Regions from separate parts of the Homo sapiens genome. Here region 1 is linked to region 2. The links are chromatin contacts, found by Hi-C or POLR2A ChIA-PET in ENCODE. All regions are on one chromosome and are shown on one strand. Each heading gives the region's core, a stretch centred on a gene start or an enhancer-like site at or near the end of the contact. The rest is flanking DNA. Distances are from core to core; before and after follow the strand shown. Region 1 overlaps MVB12B (multivesicular body subunit 12B). Region 2 holds the start of MVB12B (multivesicular body subunit 12B).

What was found. Hi-C counts contacts between places; a loop is a spot of excess contacts on that map. ChIA-PET counts read pairs that join two places held with the same protein, here RNA polymerase II (POLR2A). Pooled maps may share reads with other maps.
Region 1: a map of posterior cingulate gyrus shows a loop between it and region 2 (3-fold over the local background). The contact joins the enhancer-like site here to the promoter of MVB12B in region 2. A Hi-C loop is called at or near these places in 33 of 168 maps with a recorded cell type or tissue (B cell, CD14-positive monocyte, CD4-positive, alpha-beta T cell and 23 more), 19 of 37 single-sample maps with no recorded cell type and 30 of 50 pooled maps. POLR2A ChIA-PET finds 5 or more read pairs at or near these places in 4 of 52 experiments (CD4-positive, alpha-beta T cell, CD4-positive, alpha-beta memory T cell, naive thymus-derived CD4-positive, alpha-beta T cell and 1 more).

Annotation. Positions count from the first base shown.
Region 1 is chr9:126,485,789-126,492,168 of GRCh38, forward strand. The region is part of intron 9 of MVB12B (multivesicular body subunit 12B); the gene reads left to right. Among named protein-coding and RNA genes, the nearest start is that of NRON, 78 kb to the left of the region's middle. Within about 2 kb of position 4,508, at least 3 of the 41 ENCODE cell types and tissues checked have a DNase peak (open chromatin) inside an H3K27ac peak, as active enhancers do.
Region 2 is chr9:126,325,474-126,331,900 of GRCh38, forward strand. It overlaps MVB12B (multivesicular body subunit 12B), which reads left to right and starts at 1,356. Exons shown (of 10, transcript NM_033446.3): 1 at 1,356-1,537. The coding sequence starts at 1,457. RefSeq lists a silencer at 1,341-1,480 and an enhancer at 1,922-2,573.

The DNA of each region.
Region 1 (6,380 bases), core at 3,258-5,757, 160 kb after region 2:
GATGATAACTCTGAAGAAAGGGAGTTGAGTCAGACCACCAGGGCCCTCCTGTTTCCCTAAGACAGCACGGGGTGTGTGGCTTCTCTTCTGTAGAGCGGGTGGTTAAGCAGTCACACGCCACAGCCAGCTCTCCTCCGAGAGGAACATTCATCTCAAAGATGGAAATGGTAGAACCATTTCAATATTCTCCATTCCTTGGGGTTTTCTCTTGTGTACCCAGCTAGCAGAAGCCGGCTGCATTATTGAAAGATGGCTGAAATCAAGCAAAATTGAATCAATGTAGTACAACAAATTTCTAAACCTGTCATAGCAAAAACAAGACAAAAAAGTCCCCCTTTGTCTTTGATTTTCAGTAAATCATAAAAACCAACCTGATTGTCATATATAGATTTTTTTTTCTTTTTTTGATAACTCAGGGAAAAAATGGCTGGCTGGGACATTAGAAACATAGGTGTGCATAAAATTTCACACCTGCCCTTCTCAAAGCAGGGGAGCTGTGGGTGGCTGTGAAGTCCACCTGCTTATGGACAGCCCATTTGCATGGGGCCCTGCGTGTGGTGCAGCCCAGGGTATGTGAGGAAGGCCTCAGAGGAGCTGCTGCTGCCACAGGTGGTCACCAGGGCAGAGGTTACACTGACATACCTCCAGACCAGCCCGCTCCACTGTGGACAGGGGCAAGTCACATACCTGCTGTTTACCATGGGGTCACGGCAGAACCTGTCTCACGGGGTGCTTTGTGATGCCAAATGGATATAGGTGGGACGTGCTGGCAGCAGCGGCCTCAGCGTCGAGCCATCTCCCCTCCCGTTCTGCTCCGGCCTGCCTGTGGGCCTAATGGTGGCACCGTTTAAGCACCTGCTGTGTGCTCAGCCTGGGGCCTGAGGCTTTCCATACGTGATCACTGGTTCCTACCCCAGGCCTCATTCCTCCCTGTGTCGTGGGGAGAAATGGAGACTCCGAGAGGTGGAGTAACTGGCCAAAGACAAGGTGGAGACCCAGTGTGTCGTGCTCCAAGTCCTCCCCACTGTGACGGAAAGTGGCAGCTCTGTGTCCTTCCAAGGGGGCTCTCTAGGCTGGTGGCCAGTCAGTCTAGTTCCTTAACCTGGGTGGGCCTTCGAGTTGCTGGGGTGGGGTGAAGTGGGTGACGGTCCCAGTGTGGGGTCCAGGGCGGGTGGTGGGAACCCTGCAAACCTTATTCTCTTCCCCACTCTAAGGACTGAAATCTGTGATTCATTACAATGTAGTGTCTCAATGTCGGGCGCTCCGAGTCACAGTGTGGCCACCCCCAGGAGGTGCAGAGCCAGGGGTTGGGGCACACCCCGGAGTCAGTGCCTGGCTAGAATCTCAGATCTTCCACTGACTTTTCTGAGCCAACATTTCTTTTTCTGCACGATCAGGATAGTAATAATAGTGCTTAGTCCAGAGTCTATGTGGGTTTAACTGCAAAGGTCCAGTGAATGGCCTGAACCAGTGCCTGCCTCAGTGCTGCTGGCTGCCACTGTCATCACAGCCACCACCGTCACCATCGTTACCGTTCTCCTTGTCCACAGAGAAGGGCGTGAGTCGGCACAGGCCCACCCATTCCACTGTCCCGCTGCTCTGTTGCTGGGGCTGAAAGCTCCATCCCTGTGGACCAAGGTCAGCTGTATTTCTTGGGTTTAGTGACGGGTTAAAAGAAAAACAGGTCTGGGCCAGGTGTGGTGGCTTACGCCTGTAATCCCAGCACTTTGGAAGGCTGAGGCAAGCAGATCACCTGAGGTCAGGAGTTTGAGACCAGCCTGGCCAACATGGTAAAACTTTGTCTCTGCTAAAAACACACACACAAAAATAGCCAGGCTTGGTGGAGCACACCTGTAGTCCCAGCTACTCAGGCGGCTGAAGCAGATAGAAATCACTTGAGCCCAGGAGACGGAGGTTGCAGTGAGCCGAGATTGCACCATTGCATTCCGGCCTGGGCCACAGGGCGAGACTCCGTCTCAAAAAAAAAAAAAAAAATAACAAAACAGGTCTGTATTTGCTATTGAAGTAAATTAAAGTCGATGTAAAGAAATGTGGGGGAATGGGGAGAGGTTAGAACCTTAAACAGGGTAGAAAACCATAACAAGTATCGCTGCAGTGGAGAGCTCCACAGAGTTTTTCATTTAACCTGAGGACTTAAAAGTTCCTTATACCAGCCATTGGCATGCACAGCCATTCGCGTAACGTTGATGTCCACACACTCTGGCCAACGGGCTCCTTCCGCAGCCGTGGCAAAGGCTTTTCTCCGTAAATAAACCTGAAGTTGCTTCTTTTAGCCACTGAACTCGGCATTGCTCGTGGGAGTTGGGGGCTCAGGGAGAAGTGGTGCCTGGAGCCAGAACGACTGGCTGTCACTCTTGGACTCTGCAGGTTTGGCCCTGGAGTGGGCTGTGTTCCCTGGGTCGGGATGAGTTTGATTTTGTGCCTTCCATTTATAACAGGTCTGGCTGCCCTTAGTGAGGGGCTTGGGGGTGGAGAAGTCTCTGCTCAGAATTTGCTTTGCTCACTGTAAACCTTTGTGTTTTATACCATTAAACCAAAAAAAAAAAAAAAAAAAAATAGAGTAAATACAAGTGGGAGACTGCTTTCAGGTTCAGGGGCATAGACCTTTGACCGTGCCTCCCGCTCGTCCAGAACATCTCCCCAGGCTCGCCCACGATTCCCAGACAGGGTGGAGAGCCTGGCATCCAGGGGGAGGCTGCTCTGTGCTGGGCAGGTGCTTCCCTTCAGGATCCCTCTGCACCACGTGGGAGGAAGGGGGGTCCACCCATTTACGGAAGTCTGGACTCAAGAAGTTAAGTGACTGGCCAGATTCCCACAGCAGCAACCCAGAGCTGAACAGGGGTCTGAGTGTGACCCTGGCTGAATACATGACCGTCTTCATCTACTGAAGAGTGGTCCCAACTTGAAGGGAAATAGAAGTGTGAGCCCTGAGGCAGCACTGTCCTGTCCTTCCAGAACTGCAGCCAGTGTCCCTCCTGCCAGCGTTAACTGTCCTCACCATGCCCTGCCTGAGGGATGTTTCTGAATCGAAGCCGAAGCACAGTTGCCACCATTCGGCTTCAGGGACGGTCACCCTCCAACAAACCGTGTGACCCTGTGTATTCTGAGCATGGAGGTTAGGGACATGGGCAGCCACAGGGAGCTCCCCAGAGCTAGCCAAGCAGAGCTGCCTCCACCCCCACAAGGACACAGATGGCCTGGCCTAGGAGCTGCCCAGCACTGATTGACAAACAGGGTGTCACTTGGTTGTGGGTGGGTGTCCCTCAGCCCCCAGCATCCTGAGGAGCCCCAGGGAGCATGCGCTCCTGGGCCCGGACAGCCAGGCTGCCCTGGAGAACTGGAAGGGGAATGAGCCCATTCAGATGCCGGTGTCTGCAGGGACCCTCATGGGCTGTGTAGGCAGTGGACAGGACACAGCCTCCCAGTGTGGATGCCTGGGGTAGGGGACAAATTTGCTGTATAGGCTTGGCCCTGGGGCATGTTCCCAGGCCCCCTCACCCCAAAGTGGAACACAGGCCTGCTCATCCCAGCCCAGCGTGCCACACAGCGCGGCAGTCAGGGCACCTGGCAGCTGGTGGAGCGTGGTTAGATGTAGCTGCCCTGCTCTTCACCAGGGTCTCCCCAAGAGTCGTGGTACCTGATGCACTTGGGTGAAATTTCATGAAAAATGCCCAAGGACGGTCATGTTTTAAAGTTAGAATCAGTGGATGCGCCATTGAGCAAATTTTGAAGGAAAGGATCTGTGGAAAGACAGAAAACCTCTCACGATTCAGACATGCTCCATGATGGCGCGGGTGGCTGAAAGTGAAGGAAGCCGTGATTCATAGAGAAATTCCAACTCAAACGCCGTCACCCTGCTGGCTCCCCATGACAGAGCAGTGGCCTTCTGCCTGGCCATCTTCCAGCAGCCATGTGCTCCTGCCACCTCCGTCACCTCGCACCCAGAGCAGGGGCTTTGCTGTCCTCCCAGGGCCCGCATACATGAGTCCCAGGCATGAGGAAGTGAATTTTTACCTCATCGTCCCTCAGCCAGGGAGGTGACCAGGGGCTGGTCAGTGGCAGCCTCGTGGCCACCGTGGGCAGTTTTCTTGTCCCGGCCCCACCTGTCCGTGCCTTGTCCCCTCCCCTCCAGTTTGGCTCTGCAGGAGGGCAGTGGGTGACCCGGTGGGGCTGTTGTCCCAGTGAAGCCCTTACGGTTCTCCAGACAAAAGGCTGTCTGTGTCCCAGAGCCTGGAAAGTGTAATTTCGCAGCCAGCGCCCATGATGAAGCATCTTCTCTGGGCGTGAGGAGATGGGTGTATAAATATTCTCTGTCTCTGCCGCTCTTTATTTCCCTGGTAAGCAGTTGCCCCATTTCTCTAGCTGATGGATTCCCCATCGCAACCAGGGTGGGAGCTGCCTGGCTCTGCAGTCCAGGCGGGAGCTTCTAAAATAATCCTCATGTCTTGATTACCTGTGTATCCTCCCTCCCCACCCACGGTCCCGCCCTGGCATCCGTGGAAGACCTCACCATCCCGGTCAGGAGGCAGCAGCCTTGGGTGTAGGTTTCATGCTGTGTGCTTAACTACCCGCAAGCCTTGTGAGAACAGGAGTGAACCATTCCTGTAATGACAGGGCACCGGGCAGTGGAGAAGTCCGGAGCGACTTCCAGCCCCATGCGGAGCCGTTTCTATCAGCTGCCAACCTCAGCAGAAACCACAGTGCTCCCCGTTCCCTTCCAGGAGTGCCACCATCAAAACCGCGGCGGAGGAAGCACACATTAGCCTGCCGCACTCCTGGCGGAGCAACAGCCTCCATTTTCATTCGACTTTAAAGCCGAAAGATGAGGGAGGGTCTAATTAGTAAAGGGATGCTCTAATATTAATCACCCGCTTAAAATTGACAAGGGAGGCAGTTCATTTAACCACTTAATTGCCACAGGTTTTTATGGGCTGCTGTTTGCAGACATATTTAATGAAGAAGTTATAAATCTAAGGGAGCTTACAGTTTTAATTTTATACCTAAATATTTTCCTTGTTCTCATGTTTGTAGTCAGTCCTCAAGAGTGTAGTCACGTGGAATGTTCTTTAAATGAACATATTTGCTAACTGGCGTGATTTCAGTTTTTAAAACACTGGTTCCAGCAATTAGGCATTTTTTTCAGTTCCCAAATGACTAGAGAAATCCGTCTTGATTATAATTGCTCTTAGCCACGCATATCTAATTTGTGTCTTTTTAAGTGTTAATTAGTAAACAGTTTGAGCTGACATCTTTATGTGTTTGTGCGTTGAAAAATGGGGCTTATTGCTTATTTAGCTTGGGGCCGATTCCACTAGCATTTACGTCACGACACTGAGGTGGAATTAATGAAAATGCATTTGGCAGCATGAGGTGAAAAGGATTTTTGAATTCAACTTTTAGACGTCCGCATTGCGTGGGCTTCTGCGGGTCTCTTCAAATATACGAGGTTAGCGTAGATTTGGGACCTATGTCCCGCAGGAATAAAGTGAAGCAGATTTTTGTATCAATAATGAAATGGCAGCGTCCCAATTTTATAAAAGCAAAATGTTCCTATTCCCGCACAATTGTTCATTCTTTCTACTTTTGGAAAGCTTTCCTGGTGCTTATTAGATGTTGAAGAATTTTGTGGCGCGAACTGGTGCAGCCTGAAAAATGTGCGGTCCCTTTGCACCATCTAGTGGTAGGATCTTAAACTGCAGCAGGAAATAAGGTGCCTTTTCTCTGCCTATGAGATTCAATATTTCACCGCCCAGAATCCTTGTTATTTCTTTATTTTTCTGTTAGAAAGCTGAAATGTTTGGGGAAATAAATCTGCCTACTTCAGATATTAAAAGTTAGATAAATAAAAAGAAACCAACCTAGTCTGCTCCCTTTAATATATTGCTAAAAGACACAAAACTATCACCCAAATTCCTACAGAGCTGTCACACTGAGCTAATTCCAGCCCAAAACAAAGAAACCTAACGAATTAGTAAAGTAGATGCCTTGCAGAAATCATGAGAGAAGTCTGAGGCTTCTTTTCAAATACAGGATATAGCTTGGGACCACCGCTTCATAGACTCTACAAGCGTCTGACCACAGCGCAGGAATCAGTTTTATGCCACAGACAAGATTAATTATCTTCCCATAAATTGTTGAGGTTCTTTTGGGCAGTTTATCATTCTAAGCAGCTCCCCTGCCGATCAAAATTGATTTTTTAAATATTTAGTGTTTCCTGAGTACCAAGGTTGTCCATGTTTATAAAAATGCAAACATTACAGGAACATGTAAAAGGTGAACCTCCCCCTCCGTCCACTCCTGCGGCACGTGCACACACACACACACACACGCTCAGCAGGCTCATGCAGTACTGCCGGCTG
Region 2 (6,427 bases), core at 106-2,605:
TCTGCAGTTCTTTTTGGTATTGTCTGTTGGATTTTGGTATCAGGGTTATGCTAAACTTGGGAAATGAAATAAAAATTTTTGTTTCTTTTGTTTATTTTTTCCTGTGTAACAGTTTAAGTAACATAGGGATGATCTGTGCCCTGATGGGAGGATAAGGCTTGCTGTAAAGCCATCTGAACCCATGGCATTTCTGAGTAGTGAAGACACTGGGAATGCACACGTGCATGGCTTCCCTACAGGATGTTTCCCCCGACAGCCCATTCTGCTTGGCACCCTTCTCTTTAGGATCAAACAGCTATTATGGAAAAGCCTAGAATGTGTGAAAATGAGACTCAATGCATTAGCAAATCAATGCTGATCACTCCTGCATGGTCCTCAAGTCCTAACGAATGCTCCAGCCTCCTGGCAGGAAACCTTTCAAATCTTGCACACGCTGGCCTCTGCCTGGGGTGCCTGGCTGGGCGGTGTGGGGGGCATGGTTGGTTAAGGCGCAGAGTCCGCCTTTCCTACCAGCCACTCTAGCTGAGGGTCAAGCTCTGGACCCTCCCCCAACCATCCAGCTCCATTTTATCCTTGGCTTATGCCTTCCCCAAGTACTGCAGGGTAGGACTCCTGCTAAAAACTTCTTCTAGATGCTTGCCTGAGGCTGGCCCCATAAACCTGATTCTAGGCTTCTGGGGATAAATCATCTAACTAATATAAGAGAATTGCTAGGCAATTGGGGTTAGTTTGAGACGACTGGCTGAGCTCACCTTAGGTGAGCTGGGGGGTGGGGGAAGATGAGCTGAAGGATTCTAGGGTTCAGTGAAGCCTAGAATGGCTGGGTGGGCGGAGAGTCCTTAGAAGGGTCCAACTTCTAGCCTGAGGGCCTGGGGGCTTCCAGGGATCTGCAGCCGAGCGGAAGACCGGTCTTGCGTACAGCGAGGCCTACGAGAGCTAAGTGGGCTGAGGGTCCCTGGAAAAGACCAGCCTGGGGGCGGGGACCATCGATGCCCCAGGCTCTAGAGGCCGTGGGCTCCCGGGGGCCTGAGGCTGGACTGGGGTCGCCGGCGGGCTCGGGGAGGCCCGGGTGGGCGCACCGGGGCCCTGCCTGCGGCTGACGGGCTGGGTCGAGGGGGAGGCTGGGGAGGCGGGGTGCCGGCCGGGGCGGCGGCGCGGGCTCGGGACGCCAGGGCTCCCTCTCCCTCCTCCCGCCCGAGCCAGCCTCGGGCGCCGGGCGCCTCCCCCGATCCTGAACCAGCGCCAGCGCCGGGAGGCCCGGAGCCCGGCCCGCCGCCGCGGCCCGCGGAGGGAGCCGCCGCCGCCACTGCCGTTGTCGCCGCCGCCGCCAGGCCGCGCCCCGCCCCTCCGCCGCCGCCGCCGCCGCCGCCGCTCTCGGTGAGGCTCGCGCTCGAGCTGCGGCGCCGGCTCCTGCCGCCTGGGCCCCGGGCCCGGCCCCTCCCGCGCCGCCCGGGCGATGAGAAGCTGCTTCTGCGTGAGACGGAGCCGGGACCCGCCGCCGCCGCAGCCACCGCCGCCGCCGCCCCAGCGGGGAACAGTTAAGTGAGGCCCGGGCGCCGCGGAGGCTCGGCGGAGCCGGCCCTGCAGCCGGGAGGGCGGGCGGGCGGGCGCGGGCCCCCGGCCGAGGGGCGGGCGGACGGGAGGAGCCGGGCCGCGCCGAGGCCTGCGGGCTCCGTGCCCGGCCCGCGGCGGGGACAGGCCCGGGCGGCCTTTGCAGAGCCCCGAGCGCGCCGCGGCTGCCGGTGCCCGGGCTCGGCCTGGCGGCGAGAGGCGGGAGAAGCTGGGGGACCCGAGTGCCAGCAGCGCCCCCAAGGCCCGGGCAGGTGAGGGGCGCCGAGAGCCACCTCTGCCCGCGTGAGAGGGAGGCGGCCCACCTGGGCACAGACTGGGAACAGTCAATCGTTTGACCGGCCTGGCCTGGGGTCCTGCTCTCTCTGGTCACGTGGGTGCAGACCAACGTGCACCTGCCCCAGGAGCATCACTGCCTCTGTGACCTGGGCACAGCAGAGAGGACACCTAAACCCTCAGGCACCTGTCTGGAAGGTGACATGCCCAGCCTGGGTACCCGAGACCCAGAGCACCCATCCAGGAACATGGTGGGCACGTCGAGCACCCTACAGTGACTCCAACACCAGCGAGACGGGAGGAGCAGGGGCTGGGACAAGAGCTGAGGCATGGCACCAGGGGACATCACATCCTCAGAGGCAGGCACCAGGGAACGGGGTAGACCCAAGAGCATCTTTTGTCCTCTTTGTTACCAACACACAACTGTTCTAAATCAGCAGCCCTTCTCACCATGAAAGATGAGACTCTTCTGTTCCCTGCCCCTCAACACCTCTTGCACAAGGCACTGAGGAAGACCACAGGAGGGCAAAAGGCAAATGGTGGTTGCCCCTTCCCTGCTTCCTGCCCCCACCCAAGAACCAGAGCCCACTCCGATTGCTGCCACAAAAGCAGACAGCAGACCAGCTCCTCTTAGGGGCCTTTGTCTCTCGTGGTTCCTTCTCAGTATAATCTCATTGTACATTTCTCGACAGCTGGCTGGATCTCATCTCGTTTTAACAGGGCTGGGAAATCTTATCAGCGGCACCAGGAAAGCTTAGAGAGTTAAAAAATAAGCTCTGTGAAGCCTTGACTAACTGAAAAACTCAATGTGCTAGGATGTTTAGTTACAGTAGATGGTGACACCTTTCTTGCTTGTTAGAAATCATGTGGGGTCCTTGGAGATACTGTACCATGCTCAGAATCTTTAAATAGGGCCTCAGAGAGATGAGGCTTCTGCTTGGGACCCGGGCTCCAAGCCCCATGGGAAGCAGTTGACGTGGCGATTACTGGTTCATTTAAACCTAAACTTACCTTCTGTAATCCATATTTTTCATTCCTTCCTTCTAGGCTTTAGGTCACACTCCTAATTTAGGTTCAAGGCATTTTTCTTGCCCTGTCTCCATCCTGCTAGGGACCTTTTACCACTTCCAACTGGAATGTTGTGCCATGGTTATGTGCAGGGAGTTTAGAATTAGCCCTCAGCTTAAGTCTTGGCTTTCCTACTTACTTTGTGCCCTTGGACAAATTATTGAACTTTTCTGAGTTTCAGTTTCCTCATCTGTAGAGTGAAACTAATGATAGTATTCATCTCATGGGATTATGGCGTGATGTAAATGAAATTTTGCAAGAAAAGTCTAGCTCAGTGCCTGCTACATGGCAAGAAGTCAGTAAACGGTAGGGGTCATTATGAGAGGTTTGTTAACGGATGAATGAGAGGAGTAGCTTATTTATTTATTTTTAGAGTTTCTTTCTGTCTGCTTTTTTTTTGGTTTTTGTTTGTTTTTGAGACAGGGTCTCACTGTCACTCAGGCTGGAGTGCAGTGGTACCATCATGGCTCACTGCAGCCTTGAACTCCTGGACTCAAGCGATTCTCCCACCTCAGCCTCCCAAGTATAGGTGCCTGCCACCACGCTCGGCTGTTTTTTTAAATTATTATTATTTTTAGTAGAGTTGGGGTCTTGCTATGTTGCCCAAGCTGGTCTTGAACACCAGAGCTTAAGTAATCCTCCCACCTTGGCCTCCCAAATTCCTGGGATTACAGGCATGAGCCACCACGCCTGGCCTATTATTTAGTCTTCAACGGGACAACCAGGAAGTGATGGTATAGTAGAAAGAACACTGGACTTGGATTTAGGAGCTTGAGTTTGACTCTCAGGCTACCTCCTGGACCCCAGGTGACCCTAGGGGAGTCACAGAACCTTTCTGAATCCCCATTTCTGTAATGTAAAAGTGTCTTAAGAACAAAGCCTACCCCATAAAGCTAATCAGTCAAGAAGAGCTGAAGGAGCTAATGTATGTGACTGCACTTGGCACTGCAGGAGGTGGCGGTCCTCATGAAATTTAAGTGTGCGATTCAGCATCCAGCAGCAGATCATGGTGTTTTTTTCAGGTCCGATGTTTATACAGTTTGTTGCGGGGAGAGCATTAAGAAAAAGAATACAAGAATATCCTGTGTTTGTACATGTTACAGAACCACGCCACCATGTGAGCACACTGCTGGATGCCCTCTCAGGGCCTTGGAAGGGGTAAGGGAGAAGTGTAGTCTCTATCCATTTCATGGAGGATCTTCTCCTGGGGGGATCAGAATCCAAATGGCATAGGCCCCTCTGTCTGAGTTTGCTGGAAGTGCTCCATACTCAAAGGGAGACATCCTTGCCACACTGCAAAATAATGATGGTGCTGGAGTCAAGCATGGGAAAAGTCGAAGGTGCTATTATGATGATGAAGATAACAAATGACTACATGGCTGGATGTGGTTAGGCTGAGCACACTGTGTTGCAGAGCCTCCTTTGCAGGTTGGGTTGTGGAGGGGAGGCCTGGGTTTCTTGAATAGACTCCTTCTCCCCAGGCTGCTCTGGCTCTCACCGAGGCCCACCCTGGCCAGCATTTCCCCAACCCACCCCGCCCCCAACCCCGGCTCTCCTTGGCCTTCTGCTTGCTGGGCTGCCCTAGGGAATCGTGGCTTCCCTGCGCTGTCTGCACTAGTTGCAGTGGGTTTGCCAGAGTCAGGTCTCCTGTCTCCGGCTGCCTGGGAGGCAAAGCCACTGCAGAGTGTGCTTGACATTACCTCCCTTGTTGGGGACATCCTGTGGGCATGCATTTGGTTTACTTGACACGCTTCTGGCGAGATGCAGAGCTTGTCCAGGCAGAAATGTGAGAGCCCTGTGGGCCTGGAGCCCAGGGGTTGCACATAGTAGCTTTGTGGCTCATACTTCCCTTAGGACTGGAGGGCCATCTTGTTGGACCTGTGGCAGGAGTCAACATGAGTTTGTTCTTTCTTTCTTTACACACACACACACACACACATACACACACACTTAAAAAAAACAGATTCTAATCAGCAGAGCAGAATATTCAAAAGAATATCCCCTGATCCTTTAGAAGAGAGAAATAAATGAGTTTGTAATGCACTAAATATGCCTGTGGTGTTGATGAAAATGCAGATTCTAGGACCTCATACTCAGACTTTATTGAGTCAGAATCTCTGGGGAACGGGACCTGGAATCTGCAGTCTTAACAGACACCTTGGGTTATACTTCTTCTTACTGAAATTAGAGACCTACAGTTCTTGATGCTTTCTAAAAAAGTGTTAAATACACGTAACATAAAATTGACCATCCTACTCATCTTTAAGTGCACAGATCGGTGGCATTATGCACATTCACACTGTGGTGCAACTAAGCTCCAGAACTTTTCATCTTGCAAAACCGAAACGCTGTGCTCATAAAACAACTTTGCATTTCCCCCTTTCCTGACCCCTGGCAACCACCATTCTGCTTTGTGTTTCTGTGAGTTTGACTACCCTAGGTAGTCAAACTGTGTGATCCTAGTGGATCATACAGTATTTGTCTTTTTGTGACTGGCTTGTTTAGTTTAGCATACTGTCCTCAAGGTTCATCATGTTGTAGCATATTTCAGAATTTCCTTCCTTTTTAAGGCTGAATAATACTCCATTGAATATGTGGACCATATTTTGTTCATTCATCCATAGATGGATGCTTGGGTTGCTTCTGTCTTTTGGCTATTGTGAATAATGTTGCTCTGAACATGGGTCTACAATTCTCTTTGAGACCCCGATTTAAATTCTTTTGTGTAGATACCCAGAAGTGGAATTGCTGGATCATATGGTAATTCTATTTATAATTTTCTGCGGAACCACCACACTGTTTTCCATAACATAGTGGCTGTGCCATTTTACATTCCCACCAGCAGTGTGCCAGAGTTTCCAATCTCTTCACATGCTTGCGAACAGTTATTTTGTTTGTATGTTTGTTTGTTTTTGGTAGTAGCCATCGTAATGAGTATAAGGTGAGATGTCATTTGGATTTGCATTTCCCTAGTGGCAAGTGATGTTGAGCATCTTTTTGGGTGCTGGTTGGCTATTCGTATATTGTCTTTGGAAAGACTTGTTATTCAAGTCCTTTGCCCATTTTTAAATTAAGGAATTTGTTTTTTTGTTGTTGATTTGTAGGAGTTTTTTATAGATCCACATATTAACTCCTCATCAGATACATGATTTGCAAATATTTCCTCCCATTCCATAGGTTGCCTTTTTACTCTGTTGATTGCCTTTTGCTGCAAATTCTTGATGCTTTCTACACATTATAACCCTGTAGAAACAATATTATTTGCTATTCCGGTTTTATAGGGATGGAAACTCAGGCCCAGTTTAGTTTAACTTGCCTAAGGTTGTACAGTAAGTGTCAGAGCTGGAATTCAAGCTCGGGTCCCTTGGACTCCAAAGGGGGCACCCATCCCATTCCTCTGCTCTGCCTGACTTTCCCCCCTTAGAGCTAATAGCATAAGGAGGCCCCATGGGGGTCTGAAGGAAGGGGCGTTGGTTGGAGAAATGTTCAGTTGCAGGTGGGGAAGTATGAACGG